2 separate regions of the Mus musculus genome follow, and region 2 is linked to region 1. The links are chromatin contacts, found by POLR2A ChIA-PET in ENCODE. All regions are on one chromosome and are shown on one strand. The core of a region is the stretch at or near the end of the contact, and the rest is flanking DNA. Distances in the headings are between cores, read along the strand shown.

The links. ChIA-PET counts read pairs that join two places held with the same protein, here RNA polymerase II (POLR2A).
Region 2: POLR2A ChIA-PET joins it to region 1 with 10 read pairs in embryonic stem cell. The contact joins the promoter of Aldh16a1 here to the promoter of Prr12 in region 1. POLR2A ChIA-PET finds 5 or more read pairs at or near these places in 3 of 5 experiments (Patski and embryonic stem cell).

Annotation. Positions count from the first base shown.
Region 1 is chr7:45,050,647-45,058,340 of GRCm38, forward strand. Prr12 (proline rich 12) reads right to left here and starts at 2,688. Exons shown (of 14, transcript NM_175022.3): 1 at 2,150-2,688; 2 at 572-684. The coding sequence starts at 2,235. Prrg2 (proline-rich Gla (G-carboxyglutamic acid) polypeptide 2) reads right to left here. Exons shown (of 7, transcript NM_022999.1): 5 at 6,097-6,238; 6 at 3,873-4,001; 7 at 2,958-3,551. The coding sequence ends at 3,533.
Region 2 is chr7:45,149,939-45,157,632 of GRCm38, forward strand. Aldh16a1 (aldehyde dehydrogenase 16 family, member A1) reads right to left here and starts at 4,598. Exons shown (of 17, transcript NM_145954.2): 1 at 4,454-4,598. The coding sequence starts at 4,543. Pih1d1 (PIH1 domain containing 1) reads left to right here and starts at 4,365. Exons shown (of 10, transcript NM_029406.4): 1 at 4,365-4,602; 2 at 6,368-6,461; 3 at 6,794-6,860; 4 at 7,665-7,694. The coding sequence starts at 6,372.

The sequences.
Region 1 (7,694 bases), core at 1,438-3,937:
ATGAGGCTATAGAAGGCTCAGGGTGGGATTTCCAGCACCTCAGAAGTACCAAAGAAAATTCAAAAGAGGAAGGGGAAAAAAAAGGGCAAGAGTCAGAAAACAGGGAAGGGGACAACAAGGGCAGCCTGGGCAGACTGCACCGATTTAAAATTCAGAGGTGTGGGCAGCAAGGACAAGGTGGGGGATGAGGTTACTCTAAGCAAAAGGGGGAGGGCTAAATAACTGGAGTCAATAGGAAAGAAAAAGGAGACGACCAGCCAAGAGAATCCCACGGGGAAAGAAAAGACTAGGGGTGGGCTGGAGGGAAAGGAAAAGCCTGGAAGAGAAGGTGGGATTTGGGGGGGGGGGCCCTGATGGGTAACAGCCAATAGGAGGCAGAGGGGCGGAGCCATGACGGGCCTGACAAATCCGGCGTGAGATAAGGCCTCAGAGGCAACCAATCAGAGGAGAAGTGGCAAAAAGAGGTCCAGGACCCAGAGCAAGGCCAATTAGCAGGGGCGGAACTTTCAGCAACCAATCAGATATCTTAAAGGGCAGACTTGCCCCAGCCCTCCAGGATGGGAGCCCATACCTGCAGGGTGGTGGTTGGTGGCATAGCTTTGTAGTGGGTGGGGGGCCGCATAGGCCTGGCGATGCAAGATGTCGGTTTCTGGGTGGGAAGTCCGGGAGCTGCCGTAGACCAAGCTGGGAGCAAGAGAGAGATGTCAGAGTATTCTCTCAAGCTATCCTCTGGGAAGGGGGCTAGGAGGGGCTTCTCAACTGAATGGAGGTGTTACTCCAAAGAACCCAGAGATAACACTAGGGAATCCAGTCATCCCATGGCGGGGGAGGGGGTTAAAAAATGTCATTCTGGAGCACTTAAGAGTCCCACGTTTGCAAACACGGGCATGCGAGGACACACTGGGGACGGAGAAAGTCAGGGGAAGCAAATAGTCAACGTGAAAGGTGTGGTCCTCCCTTGAAGTCCTCCCATGCCACAACAGAACGAAAGGTCCAACACTGCAAGGACGCACGGACAACCCAAGACCCGCTGAAACGACACGGACCCTGAATTAGGAAAGGAATCCAGCCAGGCCAGGAGCAGGAGGTAGCTTGTGTCCCAAATGGCAAGGGGAGAAGGTGGGGAGGGGACAGGACACAGGGAAAGTCCCAGGTACAAGTCCTGACACGAATTCGTTGCATCCCTAGGGGCTGAGGTTCAAATGCACCGGCCTAAGTGAAGCCAGATGCGTGTACAAACAGGAGTTCAATTCACCCGTGCAAAAGAAAAGGTCCCGAGTGTGAAGTCCCACTCTAAAAATTTATACACGCTGGGGAAAGCTAAGTGTGGAGGGGGAGGAGGGTGAAGGGCAGGTGAAGAGTGAGGACACAGATTAAACTACAAGAGGCAGGTTCACGGGTGAACACGCGGCTAGCCACGCGTGCACAGGGCCCACGCTCACACACACAAACACAAACGGGGAAGAGACACGACTCTGTTCCAGAAAGGGCCCAAATCCGTGGCCTTGCACCAGAGGGCAAACAGCGCGCCATCAACCAGGATTCACAGCTTTGAGCAAGGTGGGGAGCAGAAGGGGGCGTGTCCCTAATCTCAGGACCCCCCCAAACACACAGAATTCTAGTTTAAGAAGGGGGCGGGGCCCCTTGCCCACTCTGCGCGGGGAATTTCTTGGAGGGGGGAGGGACCGAGTGGCCCGGCCTCCTGCAGCCCCGGAACAATAGGACCTGGGAGGGGGTGCAGCCCCCCAGGTCTGCGAGCTGATTCTCTTTTCCTCCCACCTTTGCAGTTGCAGAGCCAGGGGCGCCCGGGGGGAGGGGTCAGCACGCCGGGAATCCAAAGATGGGGGGCAAGTCCAGGCCTTGCTTCGCCAACCCTTCCCATCTTCCCAAGGCCTTCCCGGTTCGAATTTGTTTTTGCGCCTTGCCTGCTTCGTTTCTCTCTTTTGCAAGCAGGAGCTGGCTTTGGCGGAGTTTGCAATTTGCAAACTGGGGCGGCGGCGTTGTTACAAACCCAAAGAAGGCCGCTCCCTTGCAAAAATCGGAGGGGGAGTTGGCGATGCACGCGTTGCCGAGCGGGCCCCAGGCCCAGGCCAGGCAGGAATCCCCCCACCTCTTGGCCCATTTCTCTAGGTCCCCCTCAGCTCCTTACCTAGCTTTCGCTGACCTCTCGTAACTCCATCCCGCCCCGGCGCCGAGCGGGTCCCCGAAGCCGGCGCTGGGGTAGTTCCTGTCCATGAATTGGCCGCGGTGGAAATTGGGGGGAGGGGGAGGGAGGGGGAAAGGAGGGGGAGCGCGCGCGCTCTCCTCCGCCGCCGCTCCCTCCGCTGCTTTTTTTCCTCCCTTTCTCTTTTTTTTTCTTTGCGGCCACCGAAGGCCCGGGAAGGCCCCGGGCGGGGGAGGGAGGGGGCAGGGACGGAGGGGCGGGCAAAGGAGGGGTGCAGCCGCTGAGCCAAGGAGGGGGGGTTCCCCCTGGAGGAGGGAAAGGGGGGAGGAGGGACCCCGCTGTCTCCGCCTTTGCCCCGGCGCTTGCAAGAGAGAAGGGGACGCGCGCTCCGGAGGGGGCGTCCCGGACGGCCCCGGAGTGGGTGCGGGCGCTGGGTGCTCGCTCTTTCGCCTCCGCCGCCGCCACCTCCTCCTCCTCTGCGCTCACGGTGCAGCCATCTTTGCACAAGGCGGCAGGGGGAGGGGGGAGGGGAAGGGGGGCGGGCGGCGGGGTGTCTGGCTGCGCTCCGCTTCCTCCCACAATCCCGTGCAAATGTAAAAAAAAAAAAAAAAGAGAGAGAGAGAGCGCGAGCGAGCACTAGCGGAGCCTGGGAGGCGGGGGGGGGGGGTAAGCGAGTGAGCGCGAGCGCACCAGCGGAGCCTGGGGGTGTAGGGCACAGCGCCTGTACACAGAGATTCAGTTCCACCGCGCGCAAATGCGCCCAGAAAGGGGGCTCAGTTCTTTTGCATTTTTATTTTTTTCTCATTGTTTCAATTTTTTATTTCTTCCATCCCCCCTTCCTTTCCCAAAGGGTTTTTAAGCAGAGGGCAGCTCAGATCAACTCCATTTACCCGGGTGCAACACAAGCGTGACACCCCGCTTACAGCACATTGCAAATGCGCCCCCCACCTTTATACTGGATTACAAACCGCCCATGTGCCCGACTGGGGAAATACACGAAGTCAGGCGTGTGCAAGGGCCTGGTTCCCTGCGCGTACGTGCCCCGCGGCACCAGTGGAGTGACAGCCGAGTCACGTCTGATCCGAGTTTCCTAAAAGGTCTGCCCATTCTGAGGCAGGGCCACTGCTCAGACGAAGTGTGGGGGGGGGTCACTGGAGGGCCGGGGGCACCAACTCGGCAACAGGATGGTCAGGGACGTGCGTGTATGCGTGCCCGGCGGAAACACGTGTGTCATGGTAGACCTCGGGTCCGACGACCCTGACTCCCCCACGGACACACTGAAGCCCAGTCGTCGAAGAAGCTGGCGACTTCCGGAATCCGCTATGAATCAGGGGCACAGTTCAGGGAGCCCGCGCTGCAAGCAGGTCTTCAGTGAGGCCTTCTGAGGCTATCGGGGATGGGGGTTGGGAGTGCAGAGTCAAACATCCCAGCCGCCCCCTCCACCGAGCCTACACCGACCCGCCCTTGGTGCCTCAGCCAATCCTCAATCCTGTAGGCACAAGCCCCACCTTCCTCAAAAGCTGCACTCTTGCAAGGCTGATCCACGCCCCTATAGACAATTGCGTAGGGTCCGCCCTCCCCTGCAAGCTCCGCCCTATGTAGGTTTTCCTAAGCACCAAGCCCTGCCCTTGGGGACACGCCCCTCCCACGCGTTGCCTCTCCCCCCCCCTCCCTCTGGCACCACCCAGGCAGAAGCCCCGCCTCATACCTGGAGTAAGGGGGCGGAGGTGCGTCGTGCACCCCGGAGGCTGCTAAAGCCTGCTCATAGGTGGGAAGGCCTGGGGGCAAGGGTGGAGATTGAGGCGTCTGAGGACTCAAGGGGATGATGAGCCCGGTCCTGGAAACAGAAAAAGTGTGGTTAGTATAAAACCTACATTATAGTTGGAGACAAGGGGGTCAGCGGTTAAAACACTTGCTGAACTTGCTGAGGACCCAGGTTCCAATTCCAGCACCCACATGGCTGCTCACAACCATCTGTAACTCCAGTCCTGGAGGAGCCGACACCCTCTTCTGATCTTTGACGGCACCAGGCACATAAAAGAAAACTTTAAAAGAAACGAATAAAAAGAAACCTACAGTCGGGAGGTGTTGGCACACACGCCTTTAATCCCAGCATTTGGGAGGCAGAGGCATGGGGATTTCTGAGTTCGAGGCCAGCCTGGTCTACAGAGTGAGTTCCAGGACAGCCAGGGCTACACAGAGAAACCCTGTCTCATAAAAAAACAAAACAAAAACACACAAAAAAAGAAAGAAACCTACAAGACCTTCAGAGGTGTAAGAGAGATGGCCCAGAAAAGTGCCTCAAAGGACACCCTGATGGACATGGACATGAACCTGGATGTGTACTCTCATCCACAGAAACAGGTGCCCCAGGGTAACAGAGAAACATCAGGACAGACAACAAGAACAGACAAGACCAAGCTCAGGAGGTCCACACAGACACGAACACAACACAGAAACATTTAGTCCCAAAATTTCCCAAACCCAGTCTCTACCCCCCCCCCCCCCCCCGCAAGGTCTCCTGGGCTGGCTTTAGAACTTGGAACAGTCCTTCTGCCCAGCCTCCCAAGCACTGGGACTGCATGTGTGAGCTGCATGCCCAGCTTCCAAACCCATTCTCTTAATATTGTATTTTGATATTTAAATTGCAGTTATATATTCTCTGTGTGTGCACATATCCCCACACACAAATAAAAGAGGACAACACAAGTGAGTGTGTCTCCTTTCACTATGTGGGTCCCTATGTGGTTGTCAAGTTTGGGAGCAATCTGTTTGTTTTGTTTTAATCTGGTTTTTCGAGACAGGGTTTCTCTGTGTAGACCTGGCTATCCTGGAACTCACTCTGTAGACCAGGCTAGCCTCGAACTCAGAAATCCACCTGCCTCTTCCTCCCAAGAGCTCGGATTAAAGGCACATGCCACCACTGCCCCTGGCCCCACTAAGCAATCTTAATGGGCCTTCCCCTACTCAGGACCCAGGGCACTCTAGGTCCATCCTTTCATGGGTAGTCTTTACATGGGCAGTCCACTACCCATCTACACCCTCACTGTTCTTTCTACATTTTATTTTGAGGAGGCTTCTCCATAAGTTACCCAGGTTATCCTTGAATTCACATTATAATGAAGAGGTTTTGAACACTTTAGATCTTCCTGCCTCTGCCTCCCAGGTGCTGGAAGCACCATGATCCCCAGCTACCACTATGAGGCACCCTGTGAGCCTCTGCTAGTCTGAAATCCATAGACTACTCCCAGCGCATACAAACACTTGCTGTAAAAAAAATTTTTAAAATAAAAATAAAAAGCCGGGCAGTGGTGGTGCACGCCTTTAATCCCAGCACTTGAGAGGCAGAGGCAGGCGGATTTCTGAGTTCGAGGCCAGCCTGGTCTACAAAGTGAGTTCCAGGACAGCCAGGCTACACAGAGAAACCCTGTCTCGAAAAAACAAAACAAAACAAAACAAAACAAAAAAAACTTGCTGTGATTTGTACCCATGAGAAAGACCATGCCACAGACAGCTATGGACCACAGCCTACTCAGCCCCATCAGCTGCCTTTTCGTTTGTTTTTCTCTGTGTAGCCCTAGCTGTCCTGGAACTTGCTCTGTAGACCAGGCTGGCCTCTAACTCAAAGATCCGCCTGCCTTTGCTTCCCAAGTGTTGGGATCGAGGGCCTGTGCCACCACGCCTGCCTGCCACTTGCAGTTTTTATCCAGTGATGACTTCACTGAAACCTGGCACTCAAACGACTGACAGGTATCAATTGCCAAAAGAGCCAGTGCTTGCTGAGCAGACCAACAGGAATGGCAGCCTACTCTCCATAGGCTGTGGCTCCAGCCTCTTCATCATTGGTCTCCTGTCCCAAGCTTTAGTCCTCCTCCTCCAAACAAGCTGTCTCCCTCCCACTTTCCTCCCCCTTCTCCTAGAGGACTCCTTACTCTTGCAGACAGGACTCCTGGCCTCTGAGGCGGCGCCGTCGATAATGCAGATACCAAAAGGCTCCCAAGCCGGCCAAGACAATGAGGAGGATCCCAGAGGTCAGTCCCACCGCCAGGCCTGCAACATCCACCCGTCCACGCCCTGTGGGCAGAGGGTGCCAGTGATTCAGTACTACCACCTTCTCAATCCCTTTTCCAGAGGGCATGGGCTGAGAAGCAAAGCGGATCTGAGGCCCCTTCTAGCTCCTGGGGCTTCAGGCAATGAAGAAGACTGCTTTCTCAGAGCCTCTGTTTCCTGGGCTGCAGAATGGGATTGTGACCCACTCCCAGGAGCCCCTGGAAACCCATTTTGATCTGAGGAGGGGCTGATGGGCTAGACCTGCCATCTCAGCTCCTTTTCAAGGCTAAGGCTGGAGGAGTCCATGCCAGAAGTCTGTGTGGCAGTGTATTCAAGGTCAGCCTGGGCAAGTTAGTGAGACCTTATCACAAAACAGGAACTGAAGAGAATGTGAGCTGTTGTAGCTCAGAGGTAGAGCAGCTGGGCAGAATATGTAAGGCCCTGGGTTGGTCCATCCCCATCACTGGACAGAGAAGGAAGAGACAAACATGCATCTTCTACTTATAAACTGAACTTTGACTGCAGAACACAAGAGGAAAGGCCATTGCATAGGAAGGCTTCAGCATTTACAGGGATAGAAAGACTTCACTTAACAATGGATAGATAAATCGGGGGACACCCTGAAATACTGAGGTGTTGAACTTACCTGAAGCCATGCCTAAGGTACAGACCCTTTCAACAAACAGAGGAAGCAAACAAGATTTCAATGTCCTATCTACAATCTGTTTTTGTTCACCTTGGCTCTTTTTATTTTTAAATAATTTTATATATTTTTTGTTGGAGATTGAACCTCTAGGGTTGTTGTTGTCGATTTTGTTTTTTTGGGACAGGGTACTGTGTACCTCAGGATGTCCTCCTGGAACTCACTATGCAGACCAGGCTGGCCTTGAACTCACTTTGTAGACCAGGCTGGCCTCAAACTCAGAAATCCACCTGTCTCTGCCTCCCGAGTGCTGGTTTAAAAAATATCTTTATTCTTATCGTATGTGTATGGGTGGTTTGCTTGTATATGTGTCTTTGCACCACATGCATGACTCGTACCTACAAAGCCTAGAAAAGAGAGTTGGCTGTAACTCTCCTGGAACTGCAGAGTTAGAGATGAGATTAGATTTGTATGTCACCACTGGCCCAGGGAACACCTAGCTTTAAAAAGAGATGTATGTTATTTTGTGTATAGGTGCACTCCATTCATGCCTGGTGCAATGAGGTAAGAAGAGGATGCTGGATCTCCTGGAACTGGAGTTAATTATTGTGACCACTAAGGTGGTGCTGGCTCTGGGACCTGGACCCAACAGGCAAGAGCAGAAAGTGCTCTTAACCCCCAAGTCATCTCTCCAGCCTCCTACTGATTTCCTAAAAGACCTATGTTATTATTCTATTCTTATCTGTGTGTGTGTGCGCAGGGGAAGCAGGTACACATGTGTGCATGCCTGCAGAGGTCAAAGGAATACACCGGATCCTCTGGATCTGCTAAAACTAC
Region 2 (7,694 bases), core at 3,348-5,847, 100 kb after region 1:
ACTTCCAGCCCCTGTTTTGTCTTTTGTTTGTTTGTTTTACTATGGCTAAAACATTATTTGAAACTCTTTACGTTAGCTAGTACTGCTGCTGCAGCCTATATATATATAGTATAGTCTATATACAGCCCCAGTACTCAGGCCAGCCTGGGCTACAACGGCAAGATCTTGGACTCTATTTTTAGTCTGTAATGTAATAATAGCCCAGGCTGGTTAAACTTACTGAAGTGTCAGGAATGAACCCCAGATCTCCTGCATCCATCCACTGTGTACACCAGTGTACCTGGCTTAAATGTGAAACCACACACACACACTCTCTCTCTCTCTCTCTCTCTCTCTCTCTGGCTGTCCTGGAACTAGCTCTATAGACCAGGCTGGCCTTCATCTTCTGCCTGGGATTAAAGGAGTGTGCTCCTACTGCCAGGCTTAAGCAGGGTTTAAGCCTCTTCCTCTGGTAAAACATCCCCCCCACCCCCACCCCCAGAAGGGAAGGAATCAATATACATAAACAGCCAGCAGAGCCACTTCAACTCCTTCTGTGAGCTTGACCCCTGCTTCATGCTGCTTTCTCTTCCTCCTTACATTTCCTGCTGTTCTGAAATCCAACACCTACCTTCCACTTTCTGATGTTTTTCCCTTACCCTGACAACTGGGCCTTTTTCATTCTTTACTTTTTTTTTCCTTAAAGCAAAATGGGCTCAGTGCGTCCCGTGTGTCTGTAATTCGGACACTTGAGATGGAGAAGCAGGAGAGCACTATGATTTAGAGGGCAGCCTAGGCTACGTGAGACAAGGTGCATGGTGGGAAAATGGCTCAGTCAGCAAAGCACGTGCCTTGCAATGATGAGAACCTGAATTCAATCCCCAGGATCCGTGGGGAATCCCAGGAAGAGTGGATCAAGGCACACACGTCTACCATCCCAGTGTTAGGAAGGTGGAGGAGGAGGAAAGAACAGCTAGCCTTGCCTACATGGGCAATTCCAGCCTAGTGAGAGGGCAAGTCAAAAGGAGGAAGGCCAAGAGCTGACTCCAGAGCTAAGGGCTCCTGCAGGCTACATGTTTGGTTTTCAGACAGCTCACAGCCACCTGCAGCTCCAGTTCCTGGAACACACATAGCGTGTGCGCATGCATACACACAGACACAGTAGTCTTACAGAACAAGGGGTGCACGTGGGAGGCAGGTAAACTGCTTGTGAGTTCAGGTCAGACTGTCTACGTGGAACATTCCAGGCCAGCCAGGAAGGACTACATAGAGAAACCCTGTCCCAAAATGCAAACAAAACAAACAAAAAAGAACCAAATCTTTTAAAAAGAAAAGAGAAATTGTCATGCAAATGTTCCAAACTGGAACAGAGCCATCGTGAAGTGGGGCCATGTGAACATGAACCGGGAACTAAGCACTGTGACTGACAGTTAGTGCTATGGCAGTGTTGGTTGTATAACAATCCTTATCTGTTAGAAATAAGGACTCAAATATTTATGTGAAAGTAGCACAACAGCCGGCACTGTATAAACGACTCTCGAGAGAAAGGGAGAAAGCGCCGCCAACACTGGCCTGCCCTCACAGAGCTGTTGAAGCTCAGTGATGGATGCATGGGAGTTCCTAACATCAACTGCTGTGGAAAAGACGGAAAACAAACTCCCACAAGAATGTCAACGGGGTCCTGGCAGGCCACGGGCCTATTGGACACCAAGAGCTTTCCCAAAGTAGCCAAGACAATTGGTTCCAGATGAATTCTGTCAGGGAACTGGAGCCAAACGGTCGCCAAACTTTGGAATTTTATTTTCAAGAGAAATTGGTATCCAGGATGTTTAGATGGAATTAATTGTACAATAAAATGACTTTTCCAAAACAAAGCTCAAGCCAAAGAAAACAAACATGTTTTCTGGTTGAGGTGCCCATAGAGTGTAAACCTGAGACCTTTGTTGGAGTAATGGGGGCAACTGATTGGTGGGGGGCACACCAGAATCCAAGGCGTGGTGACAGGCCCAGCTCTTTCATTTTTTGAGACTGCTTAGCTGATTTGGAACTTGTAACTCTCCTGCCTTGGCCTTCCACATGCTGGGATTACTGGTTTGCCCACCATATCCAAACTCCTTTAAGCTCTGTGTACTATGGACAAAATTACTTCCCTCATTAGCCTTGTGTTCTGTCACTAAAAGAACAGAAATAATCCCCTCTCTGACGTTCTGAGGATTAAGTAAAATCGTACTTAGCAGAGGTTGGCACAGTCCATCTATCAATCCCAGCCTTCAGTCTATTATTGCTACTTAGAGGCACACTGCCTCTAACCAGCTTCCAGCTGGGGTCTCTGAATTGTCCCAAATCCTCTCACCTGGATCTATAGTTTTAGTTACTCCAACAGTCCAGTACCTTTTAACTGGCATCTCCCTGGTTGGAGTCTCCACTGCAATTGTCTGTCCAGGCAACACTAGGCTCCATCTCATTATGATGGATTCGTAGCATCCCTGTCAGCAGAGTCCAGAATCTATCCTATCCTTTTTTTGTTTGTTTGATTTTTTTGTTTTTTTGAGACAGGGTTTCTCTGTGTAGCCCTGGCTGTCCTGGAACTCACTCTGTAGACCAGGCTGGCCTCGAACTCAGAAATCCACCTGCCTCTGCCTCCTCCCAAGTGCTGGGATTAAAGATGTGCGTCACCACTGCCAGCGGGATCCGACTCTTTTTTTTTTTTTTTAAAGATTTTATTTATTTATTATATATAGGTACACTGTCGCTGTCTTCAGACACTCCAGAAGAGGGAGTCAGATTTTGTTACGGATGGTTGTGAGCCACCATGTGGTTGCTGGGATTTGAACTCCGGACCTTCGGAAGAGCAGTCGGGTGCTCTTACCCACTGAGCCATCTCACCAGCCCGGGATCCGACTCTTAACCAGCATCTTGGTGACATCTCTTGATGAACCAGTCTGCCTCCATCTTAGGCTTGAAAGCCTCTTAAAGACAAACTAGCTTCTTTCCTGTTTCTGATTAAACCTGTTTCTCAAGATTGGGTTATGTCCCACCTGTAACCTTAAGTACAAATGGTTCTGCACTGCCTGTTCCAGAAAACTTCAACCATGTCTTGGTTTTAAAAAGATATATATTTTTAAAAGATTTATTTATTATTTATTATATGTAAGTACACTGTAGCTGTCTTCAGACACTCCAGAAGAGGGCATCATATCTCGTTATAGGATGGTTGTGAGCCACCATGTGGTTGCTGGGATTTGAACTCTGGACCTTTGGAAGAGCAGTCGGGTGCTCTTACCTACTGAGCCATCTCACCAGCCCTTAAAAAGATATTATAATTGTTTTGCAACCCTACCTTTGTTTCAAAAGGTTGTTATGGCTACCATTTTAGGAACACCTTGCAATAATGTCTTTACTACAGAAGGTTATTATAATGTGTATGTTCTGCTCCTGTAACCTCAACTATTTTGGTGGCCAAATCCCCCTATCCACAAACTATATATAAAAACCTTGTCTTTCTCACATCCAGGACTGACTTCTAGAACCAAAGCTTATTGGGGAGGCAGCTTGTGTCCTCAAAAAAAAGCTAGCTTAATTAATTACTTGCTTAAATTACTTTGGCCGTGATGATTTCGGGTCAGTGATCTTTCTCCTTGTATCTTTGGGATCAACACTCTAAACTTTATAGAGTGTTTTATGCTGTCCCTCCAAAGCTGGAGTCCTTTTGTAGTGTGGTGACTCCTCTTAAGAGTCTAAAGACTCTACAACCTCCTAATACCTGCTTGGATGCTGGAAGAATTTCTGGGACCCTGGGCATTCTGATTGGTCCTTGGTTTTAAAGAAAATCCCAGGAACCCTACCACATTCCGATGAGGCTGCAAGAGGGTTCTGGAGCCTTGGGCCAGGAGGCTCTAAAGGAATAATATAAATGAAGTACGAAAACAGGAAAATCTCCCAAAGAAATCCACTAAACTTGGGAGGGGGAGAGGGAGAATGAGAATAGGATGGGCTAGGAGGGTCAAGAGAACTCAGATGACGTTCGAAGGGGCAGGAGATCACAGAGCACCGTAAGGATATTGAAACAAGGGGAGCAGTCATAGCAAGTTTTGGACGAACTTGGGGTTCTAAACGAACTTGAGGTTCTAAACGTTCCCGCGAGCCTCCAAAGTGCCGGGGGCCACAAGGAACCACGATCTAGCAAGGTGAAGACTCAGGAGGACCGCGAGAGGTATGGGGATTTAGTGACCACCCGTTCCTGAAGGGTCCTGGGGAAACACTACGGCGGCGTTCGGGACCGTAAACGAAAACCGCGAGGACAACCATCGCCGCCCACCGCCAGCCGCCCAGCCCAGGCTTCCGCACTGTAGGGGAAATCACGCGCTCAGAGGGGCGGGGCTTCCGAGAAGGCCGCAGTGGATGACGGGAGCCCGCGCGCCCCAAGCGGCCGAGAGGACTCGGAGGCAGCAGCGGCCGCGGGGCAAGCCCTCACCAGTGCGCATGCGTGGCTCTCCGGCACCGGTCCGTACTCCAGCGTCGTGAAAATCTCCCGGGTACTGGGCTGTACACGCGTAGCCGCCATCGCTCTCCCGGAGCCTTCCGCGAGGGATTGCTGGACGGTCTACCTAGAGGAACTTGGAGGTCCGAAGGGCGGCACCGCCCACTCCAATCAAAGGGGCGGGGCCAACCGTAGGGCCCGGAAGCGAGCTATATAGGACGTGACCCGCCTACTTTAGAGCCGCGCGATGCGGCCTATGGGCGGATGCTGGGAAATGTAGTTTCGGGGAGAACAGACATGGTTGGGTGGGTGGGTGGGGTCCCGCACTGGCAGAAGGCCTTCGGCTATTGTCACTTTGACTCTTTAGAAAAAATAGATTTTCGTTGTTTTGTTTTATTTTGTTTTTCAGACAGAGTCTCACTGTGAGCTCTGGAGGCCCTGGATCTAACTATGTAGACCCGGCTGGCTTCAACTCACAGACCCACCTATCTCCGCCTCCCGAGTGCTGGTATTAGAGGCGTGTGCCAGCACACTTGGCTAAAAAAATATTTATCTTTCTTTGTATGTACTCTGTGTAGCCCTGGCTCTCCTGGAACTCACTTTGTAGACCAGGCTGGCCTCGAACTCAGAAATCCGCCTGCCTCTGCTTCCGGAGTGCTGGGATTAAAGGCGTGCGCCACCACGCCCAGCCCTGAGGTATGTCTTTGCACTATGTGTCTGCAGTGCCTGTGGAGCCCAGAAGAGGGCGATGCAGCCGCTGGGCTGGAGAGAGCCTCATGACAGTTGTGGCTGTTTGGAGCTTAACCCCAGACATCTCCAAAAATAACATGTGTTCTTAATTGCTGAGCCTTCTCTCCACCCCAAATGCTTTTCTTTCTTTAAAAGAAGCAAACAAAGATTATTGTTATGTGCATGAGTATTTTGCCTGCTTGTCTGTGCATCATGTACATGCAGTTCCCCAGGAGGCCAGAAGAGGAGGCGACAGATCCCCCTAGAACTGGAGTTACAGGGCTTTGTTAGTCGCAATCTGGGTGTTGGGAATCGAACTCTCCTCTTCTGGAAGAGCAGTCAGCACTCTGCCGTTTAACTATCTCTCCAGCCTCCTCTGCCTCTATAACTTCTTTATAAGCAAAAACATTAATTATGTTCAAAAAAGGGCGATTAATAGCATTGAGACTGGGTGTGTGTTGAGTGGGATCAGACCCAGAGCCTAACTCATGATAGACAAGAGCAGGAGATACTAAAGTTCTCAGAGTGGCAATCCTTTCTGTACTGTAACCTCTGAGGTTTGGGAAGGGCAGATATGTAGGTTTTATTGATTCAGGAAGTGTGTCATTTCGCAGGCCTCCTCAGTCCTTACTTTTGATTGGTTGGCTAGGAGGGCGTGGCTTCAGCTCTTTCATACAAGTGGTCCCTGTAGGTGCCTGCTTTGGATGAAGGGCGCTGAGGTGGGCTTAACGGTGGCTACTTCAGTTCCTTAGTTATACAGACGCCGGAAGTGTGGCTTTCATTTATGCATTGGCCAAACAGGACCTATCAAGATACCCAGCCGACTTGAGAACGGAGCCTTCATCGTAATGGAACTGTAGACCATTCTCAGGACAAATTTTGGGATTCTGGGTGGAGGCCTGGGTGTACTCACTGGTCCTGGTCGGGAGGTAATGGTGCATGCCTTTAATCCCAGCACTTTGGAGGCATAGGCAGGATTCGAGGCCAGCCTGGTCTACAAAGCATTCCAGGGCAGCCAGGAAAGGCTGCACAGAGAAGCCCTATATCGAACACACACACACACACACACACACACACACACACACACGCAAACGAATCAGCTGTGACCCTACAGTAGGCTAGCTTCGCTTATCTGCGAAACGTTCTTCACGTTTTTGGACGCCTAGGACTTTTTCCTAGGGCCATGGCGGACTCGACGTTTTTGGCACCAGAACTAAGCGACACAGAGTCGATGGGTGAAGAGACGGTGCGGTTTCAGGAGCTGCTGCTGAAGGTGCGGGCTGACTAGACTGGTGGGAACCTGGGTATTTAAGAATCTATTATTAATTGGCACTCAGAGATGTGGCTTCAGTTCCCAGAGTGCCCCATGGCAGCAGTGAGGCCTGTGGGGATTGTAGTTGTTTGCCTCAGGTTTCCTAGGTTCTAAATGAAATGGAGTTGGGGTGATCTTGGGAGTTCTTGTAAAAATAAAAGGGGGCATAGACTGCATAGTACCCCATGTGATCGAGCCTGAGCTGTCCTGAGTTCTCCTACTGACGTTTGAGGAGCAGAGGAAGGGGTTGACTTTGCAGATACATCCTGGATGGTTTACTTTTGTCCCCACAGGCTTCCAAAGAGCTCCAGCAAGCCCAGACAGCCAGGCCAGACTCTACACAGATCCAGCCAAAGCCTGGTGAGAAACAGATGTAGACAGGAATGTCTGTGTCTAGGTAGGTAGGTAGGAAGGAAGGATGTCTCAGGGAGGATGGGAGACCCTGAGAGAGGGTCAGTAGAAGCTGAAGGCAAGAGACACAGAGGATGAAGGTGACAGATCATAACTGGGTACAAAGGCCTAGAAGTAGTTATGTGAAAGGACAGGCAGACAGGAAGATCACTGACAAACACTGGGCCACAGGGAGCAGAGTGGGGAGTGGAGATTCAAAATAAGAAAGAGGAGCAGAAAGCCGGGCGTGGTGGCGCACACCTTTAGTCCTAATACTGGGGAGGCAGAGACAGGTGGATTTCTGAGTTCGAGGCCAGCCTGGTCTACAAAGTGAGTTCCAGGACAGCCAGGGCTACACAGAGAAACCCTGTCTTGAAAAACAAACAAACAAACAAAAAAAGAAAGAAAGAAAAGAGAAAGAGAGAAAGAAAGAGGAGCAGAGAGCACTGGAAGGCGGGAAGGCAGAGGCAAAGTGTGAAAGCAGGGCCATGCGTAGCGGGTAGAGGTGCTTGTCACTAAGCCTGGTGACCCAGGAGAGCTGCCATCACACATTCCAGCCATGGTGTGCTTGCACATATGCACACACACGCAGAAGAGGTGCATGTAGTTAAAAGAGGGGAAGAAATGAATGCCTGTGATCTAAGGAGGCAGAAGTGTCCCAAGTCTGGGGCCAGCCTGAGCATAGAGTGAGAGACCTCGTCTCAGAAGAGGGAGAGGGTGGGTGAGAACGCGACAGCCCAGGGACAGATGGCCAAGACAACTGTACTCGTGCAGGTTTCTGTGTGAAGACCAACTCATCGGAAG